2 separate regions of the Homo sapiens genome follow, and region 2 is linked to region 1. Evidence: chromatin loops called from intact Hi-C (ENCODE). Cell type or tissue: IMR-90. All regions are shown on one strand. Each heading gives the region's core, and the rest is flanking DNA. Links, peaks and the distances in the headings are about the cores only.

The links. A loop is a pair of places that touch in the nucleus more often than their neighbours do. Peaks named below come from ENCODE experiments on the same cell type or tissue, not always from the same donor. Only the 100,000 strongest peaks of a DNase experiment are listed, where the experiment ranks them.
Region 2: it touches region 1 in a loop (2.7-fold over the local background); 2 of 110 quality-filtered maps call a loop at or near these places.

What each region holds. Positions count from the first base shown.
Region 1 is chr18:75,497,474-75,504,246 of GRCh38, reverse strand. No RefSeq gene overlaps it. Among named protein-coding and RNA genes, the nearest start is that of SMIM21, 73 kb to the right of the region's middle. In IMR-90, for the core only: no CTCF peak of the experiment used is centred there; DNase peaks (open chromatin) are centred at 1,806 and 3,536; H3K27ac peaks cover 289 bases.
Region 2 is chr18:75,578,708-75,585,480 of GRCh38, reverse strand. No RefSeq gene overlaps it. Among named protein-coding and RNA genes, the nearest start is that of LINC01898, 130 kb to the left of the region's middle. RefSeq lists enhancers at 1,773-2,273, 2,274-2,774. In IMR-90, for the core only: no CTCF peak of the experiment used is centred there; a DNase peak (open chromatin) is centred at 2,820; H3K27ac peaks cover 1,574 bases.

The DNA.
Region 1 (6,773 bases), core at 769-5,768:
CTGAAAACTGCCTCCCGAAGCTTTAGCTTTAACAGTAGAGCTTCACTGTTTTATGAGCTAGTGGTAAAATCCTAAAGCCAGCAGCTCCTCTAGGAGATACTAACACACCATTTACAGAAGTACTGCCATGAAAATAATACGTGCCAATGAAGTCACTATAAATTCACAGGCACTCACATGCACACACAATACATTGTATGTGTACAAAAAAAAAAACCCTTTTTCTACAGTGTTTCTTTCTTTAAGATGACATATAACAGCACAGACAAAACCCTCTCTGCCTCCCTTCTCACTATTCTTAGCAAATCCATGCCGGACAGAAACCATCAAAAAGCAAAGGTGGCAGGTGCCTGAATGTTTCACTTTGGCACTACTGGCCTGTCTGCACAATAACAGTAGATGCAAGAATATTTCACCAGTGTCATTGCTTAACAATGTAATATGACAGCATCCATGAAACTGATTAGCATAGATCAACATAATACCCACTTTGCAGCATTAGTATTGAAAACTTTCATCATGAAATAGTAAGAGGAAAAAGACAATACATGATGAATTGGAATGATTTTGCTGGAATGCTACCAGATGACGATGTAAGGGTGCAGGAGAACAGAGCCACATGCTAACATTCATATGTCAACATAATCATCCCAAGCAGCTTTATTTTCATTCTACAAGCTTCACACAAGTATATGCATGGTGTCTTAAATATGGCTGACAGAAACGAGCTAAAATTATCTTCACAATTCAAAACAGGTCAATGATGGGGTAATACAATGTAAAAGTTTCATGATTTGCCAAATGTACCATTTTGAGAGTCTTAAATGTAATTCCCTGAGGTTTAAACTACAGATAATTGCACCTCACAGGGCCATCACCTAAAATAAAGAAGAAAGCAGAAGTGTGTCACTGAATGACATTTTCGATAGTTGATAGATGGGTTCCACTTTTCAGGGTGATAAAGCAAAGGTCATGTGCTCTTCCAACAGCAGTAAACACATTCTCCTTCCTTTCCCTCTTTTCACTCAAACCTTCAGCTTTTTAAAAAATTCATCCAAGTATTTTCTGTGAAATCATTCTTTATTTTACTCAACTGAGGAAACCAAAGGACTTGAACATTAGTCAGAGTGGTTTTCTTGAACATTCCAGAAAATGGAACTGAACTTGGAGCAGGGGCTGGGCACATCCTTGGGATTTGCTTAATATTCAGGTACCTTGTGATGACACTGTTTACTCTTTTCATGCATCCATTCAAATTGACACATTGTGATCATACATGTGAATGAGGGTACAGTTTGGGGTTTTGATACATATATGTTGTATAATGACCCAGTCAGGGTAGTTAATATATCCATCACCTCATGTGTTTATCATTTCTTTGTGGTTAGAGCATTCACAAGCCTCTCTTCTAGCTATTTTGTAACGTACAGTACCTTACTGTTCACCATTGTCACCCTACTGTGCAATAGAACATCAGAACTTGTTCCTCTTATCGAACTGTAACTTTGTAGCCATTGACCAACCTTTCCCCATCCTTCGCTCCTCCCTTCCTTCCCCATACTCTGATAACCACTGTACTACTCTGTTTCTATTATATCAGTTTTTTTTTTAAGATTCCACATATGGGTGAGATCATGTGGTATTTATCTTTCCGTGTCTGGCTTATTTCACTTAACATGATTTAAAAAAATGGGCAAAAGACCTAAACAGACATTTCTCAAAAGAAGACACAGAAATGGCCAACAAGTATATCAAAAAATACTCAACGTCATTAGTCACCAGAAGCATGCAAATCAAAACCACAATGAGATATCACCTCACTCCAGTTACTATGGCTGTTATCAAAAAGACAAAAGAAAACAAACGTTGGTGAAGCTGTAGAAATAAAGAGAACCTTTACAGGGTTGGTTGAAACATAAATTAGTGCAACCATTATGGAAAACAGTATGGAGGTTCCTCGAAAAATTAAAAATAGAACTACCATATGATCCAGCAATCCCACTGCTGTGTATAAACCCAAAGGAAATGAAATCAGTATGTTGAAGAGATATCTGTACTCCCATGTTACTGCAGCGCTATTTACAACAGCCTGAATATGGAATCCACCTAAATGCCCAACAGATGAATGGATAAACAAGACATGGTGTATACATACAACGGAATACTACTCAACCTTATCAAAGAAAGGAAATCCTGACATTTGCAACAATATGGATGAACCTCAAGGACCCTATTTACTCTTAATGTAGCTAGAGGATGCCAGAATTTAGCTATTGAAAGTAAACCTTAATGGAAGGTGGCATATGATGTGGCTCCTGGGGTTACAAAGAGACAGCAACATGTTTACATGCAGTTTCCCTTGCTGACCCATACATGCTGGGAGCATGTGAACAAATAATAAAGGCAAGGGTTTACTTCTGGAGCAACAGTTATGGTACCTTTATCCATGCAGCTTCCCCTCTCCACCATCTATCTGTCTTTGCTACTCCCAGCACCTTGAGCACTGAGAAGGGAAAGATAGTACTGGTAGTTTTCCATTGCAACCTCGGCAATAATAAAAGCATTGTTGTATATTGAGGCCTTCTGCATCCCAGGCATCATATTCAGTACTCTTACACGTAATTTTTAATTCTTAAAATAAAATAACCCTTTGACGTAGGTGTAAGCCCATCTTACAGATGAGAGAAAAAATATGGCTTACAGAATGCAAGAAGCTGTTTCCTATTCCCACAGCACAGAAGCTAGCATTTGGACAAAAATGACCTGCATAATTAGGCATTAAGCTGCATTGCCTTCCCTGTCCAGTGGACTTCTGTGGCTATTTAGCAACAGTAGGAACTAGGCTAAGAGGTGTAGTCCAATTAATAGCTAATGATTGAATGCCAGCTATTTGCTCAATTCTAAAAAGAAAACAAGAAGACAATTAAACATTGTTCACCTTTTTTCTACCTGCTCTTACAATCTTAGCTTCTTAAAGAGCCACCCTTTGAACAACAGCAAAAATAAATACACACCCAATGCCTTATTCTTTCTCTACTTTGCAATACATCAATGACCAGTTATTTTGGTAGTACATTGATTAAATTTAGCAAAAAGAAATAAACATTTACAAATAGTTTACATATTTTAATTGGATTGCCATTTTTTATTTAATGTAGGCTTATGTCTAAACTATCTCAGAGAATTAAAAATCTGGCAATTCTGAAAGACAATTGGCCATGAAAAAAAAGGTCTCAGATCCCATTAGTGCTCTTGCATATATGAGGAGAGAGAAGGACTGTTGTAAATATGCAGTTGTTTTAACTTAAGTGGATCCTTATAGCTTTGACTTTCTGATCCCTGGTTTCAGTCCATGCTTTCTTTCAAGTCATCCATCAATAAGAATTTTCAGTTGTCTTGCAGTATGGCAGATATCTCTTCTCTGTACTTAAATAATGTTTTAAATAGCCTAATGTAACCTCATCAACAATGTGTTTACATTTCCACCACTGAGCTTTCTCGTCTTCTTGCTAGGTCTCTGCTGTAACAGCAGATCTAGTCAAATCGCCTTTCTGAGTCATAGGAATTGCTATGTAACACACACAGAAACTGGGATTTATTGTCAAGAGTTGAAATAATCCAGTGGATTTGGATATATTCTGATTCAGATGTTCATGTGCAAACATACTGGCATGATTTTCTTAACAACTATGTGTAAAGGCAGATCAAATAGAATCCAAGAGCTGGAGATAAAATTAATTGTTATAAATAATTAGGGTAACATTTTAATCATCCAAAAAGTTTATTATGCTCAATTTTAGGATTTGCAAAAGTTGTGATGACAGGATTGATAATTTATGGGTTATTGGCTATTATGCAAGGATAATGAAAATAAATGCATTGATTTGAGACTATGTATGCCAGCTTTATGCATATAAATAGACTTTAAAATCCTATTGTGTTTTATGGCTCCACATAAATAACAAAACAACCTCATGACTTGGAAACAGAGCATGTGCATCTTAAACACTCCAATAAGATGGCTTGGTTTCTTCATTTAAACTCTCATTATTAATGCCTATCTATGCATGGATATATTCCTGCTTGGGAAGATACAGAAGAAAGTAAAATCAGTGTTTCTGAAACATTGATGAGCTCATGAATCACCCAAAAGGAACCCTGTTAAAACACATATTCTGTTTCCACAGAGAAAGGAAGGGCCTAACAGTCTCTGTTTTTAACAAGCTCCTGGATGCTGCTGCTGCTGCTGCTGCTGCTGGTCCAATGACCACTCTTTGAGTAGCAAAGCATTGGACCCCTCAGTGCTCCCCAAAGCTCAATGGTAACTACATCCTTGATGTAATGATTTAGATATAGAAGAAAAGAGTTATGACTGCTATTATAAAGAATACAATACCTGGAGACATCTGCAAAATATATTTTTAGAAGCATAACTTACAGAAAGCATTATAAGCAGCTTTTGCAATTGCACAGTTTAATGGTGTTATTTGGTTCTAGGACCTCAATTGTGTGAAGTTCCTTATTCATCTCTTCACCTCCTTCAAGAAGTGACACTCTATAACTAGATGAAAAGACACATGTAAGCAAAGCTATGTTTATTCACCTAGCAAAATTAACATACAATGTTTTTCACTGAAAGCCAAGTAGAATCTTACATGACATTCAGAAAGGTTTACATCGTCTCCCTTCTCCTTCTCCTACTCCTTCATCTTCCCTCTCTTCCTCCTCCTCTTTCTTCTGCTTCATCCTCTCCTCCTCCTCCACCTCCTCCTCCTCATCCTCTTCATCCTCCTCTTGTTTCTTCATCATCTTCTTCTCCTCTTCCTCTTAGTGCTTTTATCAGCAAGGAAGTATTAATATTTTGGATTTAAAACCTCTTGTCAGTACTTTTTCTGGAGATATCAGTGTGTAAATTACCAATTACAATTTGCAGCTGACCGTACTGGTATGAGTACTTGAGTGGCTCAGAGGCTCACAGCCTCTGGATGGGAGCACAAAGGGAGCCCCCTGGATCTTCTTATAAAAAACTAGGTCACCCATCATCAATTCATGAAGCTCCCCAGCAGAAAAATGTGGAATCTATAAACTGGTCAGAACTGTAAACCTATTGATTAGAAGGTCATTCATGAGAATAAAGACGTGACATTTATGAAATGTTATGCAAGCATCGCCTCATTTAACTGTAAGTCTTTATCCCACTTTTTGTTTCAAAATGATTTACATTGGATTTTTCATAAAAAGTGTAAATGCTAACTTTTTTTTTCTATTCCCCCAAGTAGAAACAAACTTAACATTAAGGCTATGTTTTTAGGAATCTGTTACCCAAGGTCAGGCAAATAATGTGATTAAAAATGTGTTCACTGGTCTTATTAATTCAAACCTCAGGCCAATATTTTGTGAATTTCTGCAGCCTCAAACACTCGAATATGGCATTGCGCACCTTCTTTTTTGGATGACAACAACTCTAGTTAGAAAGCCATTTCTAAAGGAAGACACTGCACCAAGCAATTTTAAATTCAAGCAAATTTAAGTTTTAAATTCAATTTTAAAGTAGCAATTACTTTATCCGTCCCAAACTTCCAAAACCACTAAAGGAATTACATGAGTTCAATATTGGCAATACCACATTTTACCCACGAAACACACTCACACACTCATAAATGAATTGAAAATAGAATATAATTTAATATTGACCTTATATGAATGAATATAGAAATAAAATTTGCTTAGTATTTGAAAGACCTAGAAAAGTGAATAAAGTCACATTCTACTTTCTTAATCTCAGTTTCACAAAATATATTTTATTTATAATCTTAAATTTTTCCTAGCTCATTGGTAAAGCTTTGTTTCTTTAATATTCTCAAGTATGTTTATTTCATAAAGCTTTTCTTTCTAAAAGTCTTCTCTTTTTCTCTTAAAATGCGTGAATGCTAGGAAGTTCCAGTTTTCTCTTAGTATTGACTTTTATGTTGATGAATATGCCTTTCTTTCTTTTTTTTATTTGTATAGAAATCACATGATACTGTTTTCCTTTATTTTTGATTAAAATGTTACCTTTGATGTTCCAGGAATAAAGTAGCTCACACAAACCAAAGTAAAGATAAAACTTTGAATTTGAAAGCTAGCCAGACGGACCACCCGAGCAATATAAAAAAGCTCTAAATCAGCAGTACCATAAATCAGTCACACCATTCAAATTCACATTGTAATGAAATCTATTCTTGAGACAACTTACGACGATTCAATCTTCACTACGTATTCAGTGAGGTGGGAGGGGGAACCTGAGTGAAGTTGTTTACATCTTACTAATTCCTTTATAACTTATCAATTCAGACAACTTGTAATGTATAAACAATCTCTGCTCTAGTATCTAAACTTGGCAAATTTTTCTGTGGATTCAGACACTGAGTCAGGTGGACTGATGGCTTTTTTAGTCCCTTTAATCCCAGACTCTGCTTTGATTAGAAAGATGCTTTAAGTGGGTAGCAGCCTAAATGAGTCAAATGCAATGTCCAGAGTAGCTCTCATTCCCAGACAACACTTCCTGCTTGGAGAAACCAGAAAGCCGCAGGACATTGTTAGAAGATCTTTCTGTTACGTTGTAGTACAAAACTAAACCTATCGTTGCTTTTCTTCTTATTAAAGATGAGGTATGTGGTCCTTTTTCTAAATTCAGATCATACAAAACAATTCCATTATCCTTCATCCAAGGGCTATCTAGTCCAGGTTATTGCACCTAAATGCACTCTCAAATATGTGGAGGGGCATTTCTT
Region 2 (6,773 bases), core at 680-5,679, 81 kb before region 1:
GGAAATAGGGTCGCTGCAGTGAAATCAAGGTAAGAGGAAGTTGTGCTGGAGTAGGGTGGGCCTTATTCAAAGAGAAAGACACACAGACACAGAGAGAAGACAGTCAGGTGATGGCAGAGCCAGAGGTTGGGAGGATGCAGCCACAGGCCAAGAGTGCGGAGGATTGCTGGGAGCCACCAGGAGCTGAGTGAGAGGCAAAAGTGTTCCCTAGAGCCATGGGAGGAGCACACCCCTGATGGCGCCTTGGTTTTAGACTCTCAGCCTCCAAAACTGTAAGGACACATTTCTGTTGTTTTAAGGCACCCAGGTTGTGACGCATTGTTATGGCAGCCCTGGGAAGCAATTATATGTAGTAAAGTCAGATCTGCCTTAATTTGATGTTCAGCTTTGGAAATTTTACTCTATGTGTACAAAGTATTTCAACTGCAGTAAGTGTCTGACCTTATAATTTAAAAATTGCATTCCAGTGTGAATGATGGCCTGAGTGCATGTTTTCCGTGACAGGTTAGCTTTTTTACCTCCTCCTCTCTCAACTGCCCGTGCCACCAAGGTGTCCATCCCAAAATAGGCCAGTGCCACCCAGTGAGCCATCGCCACGCCCATCTCCTGAACGAGGTTTGTCCTGGCTTTGCCACAAACCACTCCACAGAACTTCAGCTCAAGTTTGTTCTCATTCTCCTATCTGATAGCTTCATCCTTAGAAGCTCCTTTTCATTTTTGTCCCTTCTGTCTAGCTGCCAATGCTAGCAAGGATGTAGTGAAATTTAAATCTCTCAAAATTCTGAAAAGATGTGAGTTGGTTTCTTTCTGCAAATCAGTAAGATGGTGCAAGAGCTTTAAATGTGTTCATGATCTTAGGACCTAATAATCTTCCTCCTAAGAATCTCCATGCAAGAATCAAATGTCATGCAAAGCTGCTCATTTCAGAGTTCTATCTCTCCTGCGTCCTCATTCACTAGTGCAGAATCCAGTGCCTAAGAGGGCCTGTTACTGGGGGCATCCATGAGGAGCATCTGCCATTGGCTTGTGAACACACCAATCAATTATTGGTGCATATCCTCATTTATTCCTCTTCTCTTTGTCCTTCCTCAAGGTATTTCCAGGAATGAGGGTTGTCCCAGCATGACTCCCTTGAGTACTGAGGTTCCTCCAGGCATCATCATCACCTTGACCAGGGACTGTGCCCTAGTGGGGAGCAGCTGCTAGATGGGGGGACCTCATCCACAGTGTGGTGCTGAGCCCACTGCTGCCATTTCCACTGTGCATAACCACTTTTGTGCAAAAACCCTCAAGGGTGATGGAAGGGAGCCAGAGAAAGGTAGGGAAAATAATAATTCGGACTGACTTATATTCTACTCTACTGTCTGAGTCTCATAGAGCTATAGGAGGAAGCACCGCTACCTGGGCTCTATCCCATTGGTATTGCTCAAATATTGGTCTATGGAAGGCCAAGAGGAATGCCAGGAGAGGGAACTCCAGCAGCTCCTTCCTCCTCTCCAACAACGATGGCCTTGACATCCAGTGATGTGCTTGGTCCCTGGTGGAACTGGACTCTGTCTGGCCCATCCCACCACAGGATGGACACAGCTTATTGGAGGTCATCCCACATAGCTGTAATATCAGCCAAAGAAAGTGTGACAGAAAGTAGATTAAACCCATATGATGGAATAGCATTTATCCATTAATGGTACCTCTTTTTAATAATGACTTTAAAAGTTCCTGTTACATATTATGTGAGAAGATGATTCCGAATTATGTACCAAGTAAAATCTTACTTATTAAGAAATATATACATATATTCATATATTTATACGTAGAAAAATAAGCTAGGAAGATATACACCTTAACGTTAACAATCACTAAGTAGTGAAGTTAGGGGTGATTTTAATCATTCATTAACTTTCAAGAGCTTTTCAAGTGTTTTGTTTTTTCACTTCTTTAATAATATGCATACTTTTCTATTAAATAATAGGATGCTTAAGAAATGTCCAAACCTTTGTTCTCCTAATGCCAAATTACACAAGACTCTGAGAGGAGCCAACAGCGCATTTACCCATCTTCAGCCATCCCAGGGTGTCCCCCCCTCACCTACCCAGGACTGGAGCAGTGCAGAGACCCTCAAGCAGGGCGTGCCACCTGGGAAGCTCTCACCTCACCCACCCAGGACTGGAGCAGTGCAGGGGTCCCTGAGCAGGGCGTGCCACCTGGGAAGCTCTGGTCTTTGGTCTGTGCTCCTTGTGTGGTCTCCTAAGAGGCTCTCTGTGGCTCTCATGTTGAACCTAGGGTCCAGGAGCTGTTTGCAGGGCTGGGCCCAGCCTCCCTAAGCAAGTGGAGCCTCTGTGTCTTCGGGTCTTGCCACGTGCCCGGCACTGCCCTGGTGGGCCTGGCTGCCACGCAAGTTCATTCCCTCTGGATCTGAAGGGGCTTCCTTTCTATCACTTCCATCTCACGATCCCTGTACTCAGTTCCAAGTTCAGACTTTTTATGAAAGACAGAAAGCATCATGTCTTCCAGAACTCTCTGCTTTTGCCCTTGAGAAGGCCCTGGTTTAAGAAATTTAAAAGCAGTTTGTCAGGAACAGGAAAAGGACAAACACTGAGCAAAACAAACACAAATAAAAACCTCCTTAAACATTCCTGCCTCCTTTTTGTGATTATATTTTTTTAAATGTGTTTCTTGAGTCATATGAAGAGAAAATAAACTGCAAGAATTAGGAATTCAGAGTAAGATAGTTGGAAAGGAGTATGGTTGTGTCTATCCAGAGACACTGAAAGTTGTGGCTTACCCTAAACACGAGCTGGCAAAACCACATTTGTGTTTGAGTCAAAGTTTATTTTTCCGACTCAATATGGCAGCTGTACTTGCCATCAATCTTAGAAGATTAAGCTGACCAGCAATTTACATTTTTTAACCAAAGAAACCATTTTTCCTGGAGTGAATAATATGAAAATTATTTTGATCATTCTGTATCTTACATTCCTTTGGCATTTTCTGTTTGCTGTTGCGAGGTGGAGTATGATTTCAAATGTGCAAACTCTTCTACAGTGTGTATCATGAGCATTTGAACCACTAAAGTTTACCCACCATAATGAACCTTGAAGGACATTAGCTTTGGAAATAGTGCATTTTTATGTTTGAGGTTGCTGCGATGTACAGGGTCTGACAGAGCAAACACTCATTTGGGGATTCTTGTGGGCAACAGAAAAATCCCGAATTGCCAAACTTTATTTCCATTAAAATTGGGAGTTTGAAAGACTCTCCAAATGCAGGGGAATGAAAGAAAACTCAGAATAAAAAAAAGAACTTAAAGAACTTACCTATGAATTCTCATCCATCAGTCCTTTCAGAAAGATTTTATGCAGAAGGGAAAAATATATATATTTAAAGAAAGCTTAGATTCATTAGGAATGAAAAAGGAAAACATTATTCAAAGCTGCTGTAAAATATGCTAAGAATCCATTTGGCATTTCTGTAGGCTCTTGTCTTCCAAGCATCCGGAATTTGGGGGACATGTGGCCTATATTTTGCCTTCTCTCATGAGGATGGGCACTAAGCCGCGGTTTCTCAATTTGTCCTCATCAGTCATACATTGTTGGAGTGATGCTCCTCAGTCCCCATCCAGTCCTAAGCAAGAAGCCATGACTGAGAAACCCTCTGCTTTTCTTACTAGTCGCCAAATGACAAGCTTTCCCCCACTATCATCAATGTCACTACAACTAAGGGGCCTGTGTTCCCACCACAGGCTCCCTCCCAGTTTAAAGAGATTTGATCAGTGCCATTCGTTTGCATTCTGCTGAAAACACAGTAGAAGGTTTTGGCTCCAGTGCAAATGTATTAGGATTACTCTGAAAAACAAAAAAGTTTTAGATTAGTTAAGCCTGTATTGAATTAAGTCATAATAAAAGAACAGTCTCTTACGGGTTTAAACTGTGGCTTGGCCAACATTCTAGACAAACACACTCACGGTGGGTGTGGGGAGAGAAAGGGGGGATGGGGGAAATGAAAAGCCTTTCTTCTAAAAGGAAAGTCATTTTAGAATGTGGTAATCCTCAGTAATGAGGACAATACACTCTTTTGTTGCTTTTTAAAATAAATTTCATCGGCATTTTAATTTTTAAAAAATCTTTAGAAATGCACAGTAGTTCCATTTCATTTTTTGGGTACACCTTTCCAACATCCATGGGCCCTCAACTCAATAGATAAGGGCATTCATATATCTAAAAGTCTAAACCCCTAGGAAAATGTTTTCCATGCAAATTGTGAAACTGTGTCAATGAATTATTTTAAAAGGGAGTGATTAAACTAATACATTTTAAAGACACTAACTCAAGTTCTGACTTGAACCAACCAAAATGAAATTATTAGCCTTAAGATTCTCATGCTCTTAATCCCACTCAGCCAATCCACTTGTTTACTCTGTACATGACACAGACCTCCCTCAAGATAATAAGCGTGATAACAGTTGCCTCATTTGTATAGTATTCCACATATATATGTCATTTGATATCTAGGAAGAAGCTATAACATTAAGAAGACAGCTATTACTCCCATTTTTAATATGTAAAGAAATTAAACTCACTTTCATAAAACTGAACTATTCAAGGTCACATGACCGGTAAGGAAGCGTAAACCTGGATTTTTCTGACTCACAATCCCATTTTCAAAATTTTGAAAACCTCCACCATATATTATCATGGTTAAAATCTTAATCCAAAAGATAAGTTAAACTCACTTTGGAAGTCAGACCTGATTCTACTATATCCATCCATATATATATATATAGTATAGGTTAGTGCAAAACTAATTGCAGTTTTTGGCATTTAAAAGTAATATCTTTAAAATGTGTTTATTTAATTTAATCACTCTCTTTTAGAATAATTCATGGACATAGTTTCACAATATGCATGGAAAACATTTTCCTAGGGGGTTAGACTTTTAGATATATGAACTGCCCTCACTTAGTGAGTTGAGGGCCCATGGGATGTTGGAAAGATGTACCAAAGAGATGAAGTGGAACTACTGTGCATTTTTGAGGAATTTTTAAAACCTGAAATATCTATGAAATTTATTTTAAAAAGCAACAAATGATCATATTGTCCTCATTACCAAAGATTACCATGTATACTTTCTGATCGTCTGAGAACTGCCAGCCCTTCACTCCTCCCTGTTGGATCTTCTCACTTACTGGACTCCATGACCTCATTCTGGTCAGTGCTGGCCACTTTGGCCATATACACTAGTATATATACTATATATGCTATATATATACACACTATATATACTAGCATGTATACTACATATAATATATATTCCACTATAATATATAGTAGAATAGTGTGCATATATATATATACACACTATATATGTATATATTATGTATACATATATATGAGATTGTTCCTACAAAATACCAGCCCATCTTGCCTGATATGGAAGGCAATGTTTATCTTTCATTTTCCTTCCTACTCTCCTTTTAATACCTTTCTTCCATAGCTTTCTTCCCCATATTATGTACAAAATATTTGTGTGTATATGTATGTATGTGTGTGTATATATATATATCTGTGTGTATATATGTATGTATGTGTGTATATGTGTGTGTATGTATATGTATATTTAGAGTGAAATTAAAACCTTCTTCCCTCTGTCTTGGATTCTTCTGTAAATTCATTATCTGGCTAGCGGATGGTATAAAACTGAGCAACGCTGTCATGAACTGTCTTGTGACCCAGGGAAACTGCATGATCCACTTGATTGCTGGAAAATGCCAAGGAATATATGGGCTAAGCCTTTAGCCTTCTATGGAGAAAAAAAGAATTAAAATATATCTATAAGACATATAGGCTATGGATTTTTTAAAAATGAGACTGATTTTCCTCATTTAGACAGGAGAGGAATAGCTCTGAGAAATTAAAGATCTGACAGCACTCAGTACACATGGCAACTAACCATGAAAAGTAAGGGGAATTTCCAAAGTGATCATGAATAAAAATATCAATGATAATACCCTTTACGTTTTTGATCATACAATGGAGTGAAAGAGATTGTTAGGTAATAGGGAGAGCGATAATAAAAAGATTTATTTATAACTATTAGACACTCAGCAAAGAACATGTACATTACTTCCACTAAATCTTCATATAAACCCCAAGTCATATGCATTTGTCCATTTCACAGATGTGGAACTAAGGCTTACGTATTAATATGACTTTGCTAATGTCACAAAACTAATGACAGTAAGAGCATTTCTACCCAGTTCTGCCTAGTACCAGAGTCTATGTTTGAATCCTAATGCTCTGCTAATGCTTACAGCAGACCAGTGATGGAAGACTTGTGCAGATAATTTCACAATGCCAGAGCTTCTTTTCCCTACAATGTGTTTGTCTGTCTTCTATCTGTTTACCCATTATGTATTTATTTGCCTTAAATTTTGTCCTTACTTACAAAAATACCACAGAAAGATACAATAAATTAAGCTTCATTATGCCCTAGTATAAATTAATTTCTCAATAAGTTTTGTTTGGAGGAATGAGAGACAGAACTCCTGGGAGCCTGGGGGACTGACTGGAAGAACTGTAGAAGGGGAGGGAGTTAGGGAAGAATGGTAGGAAATCAAGGGGAAGGTAAACATTACCTTCCAGATTAGGCAAGATGGGCTGGTATTCCGTGAAAAAAAATCTGATTATCTCAGTAGCTTAACATTACAAATATTTTTTTCTTTTTTTAAAAATGTAAGTTTTCAATTGACACAGATTAATTGTACACATTTATGC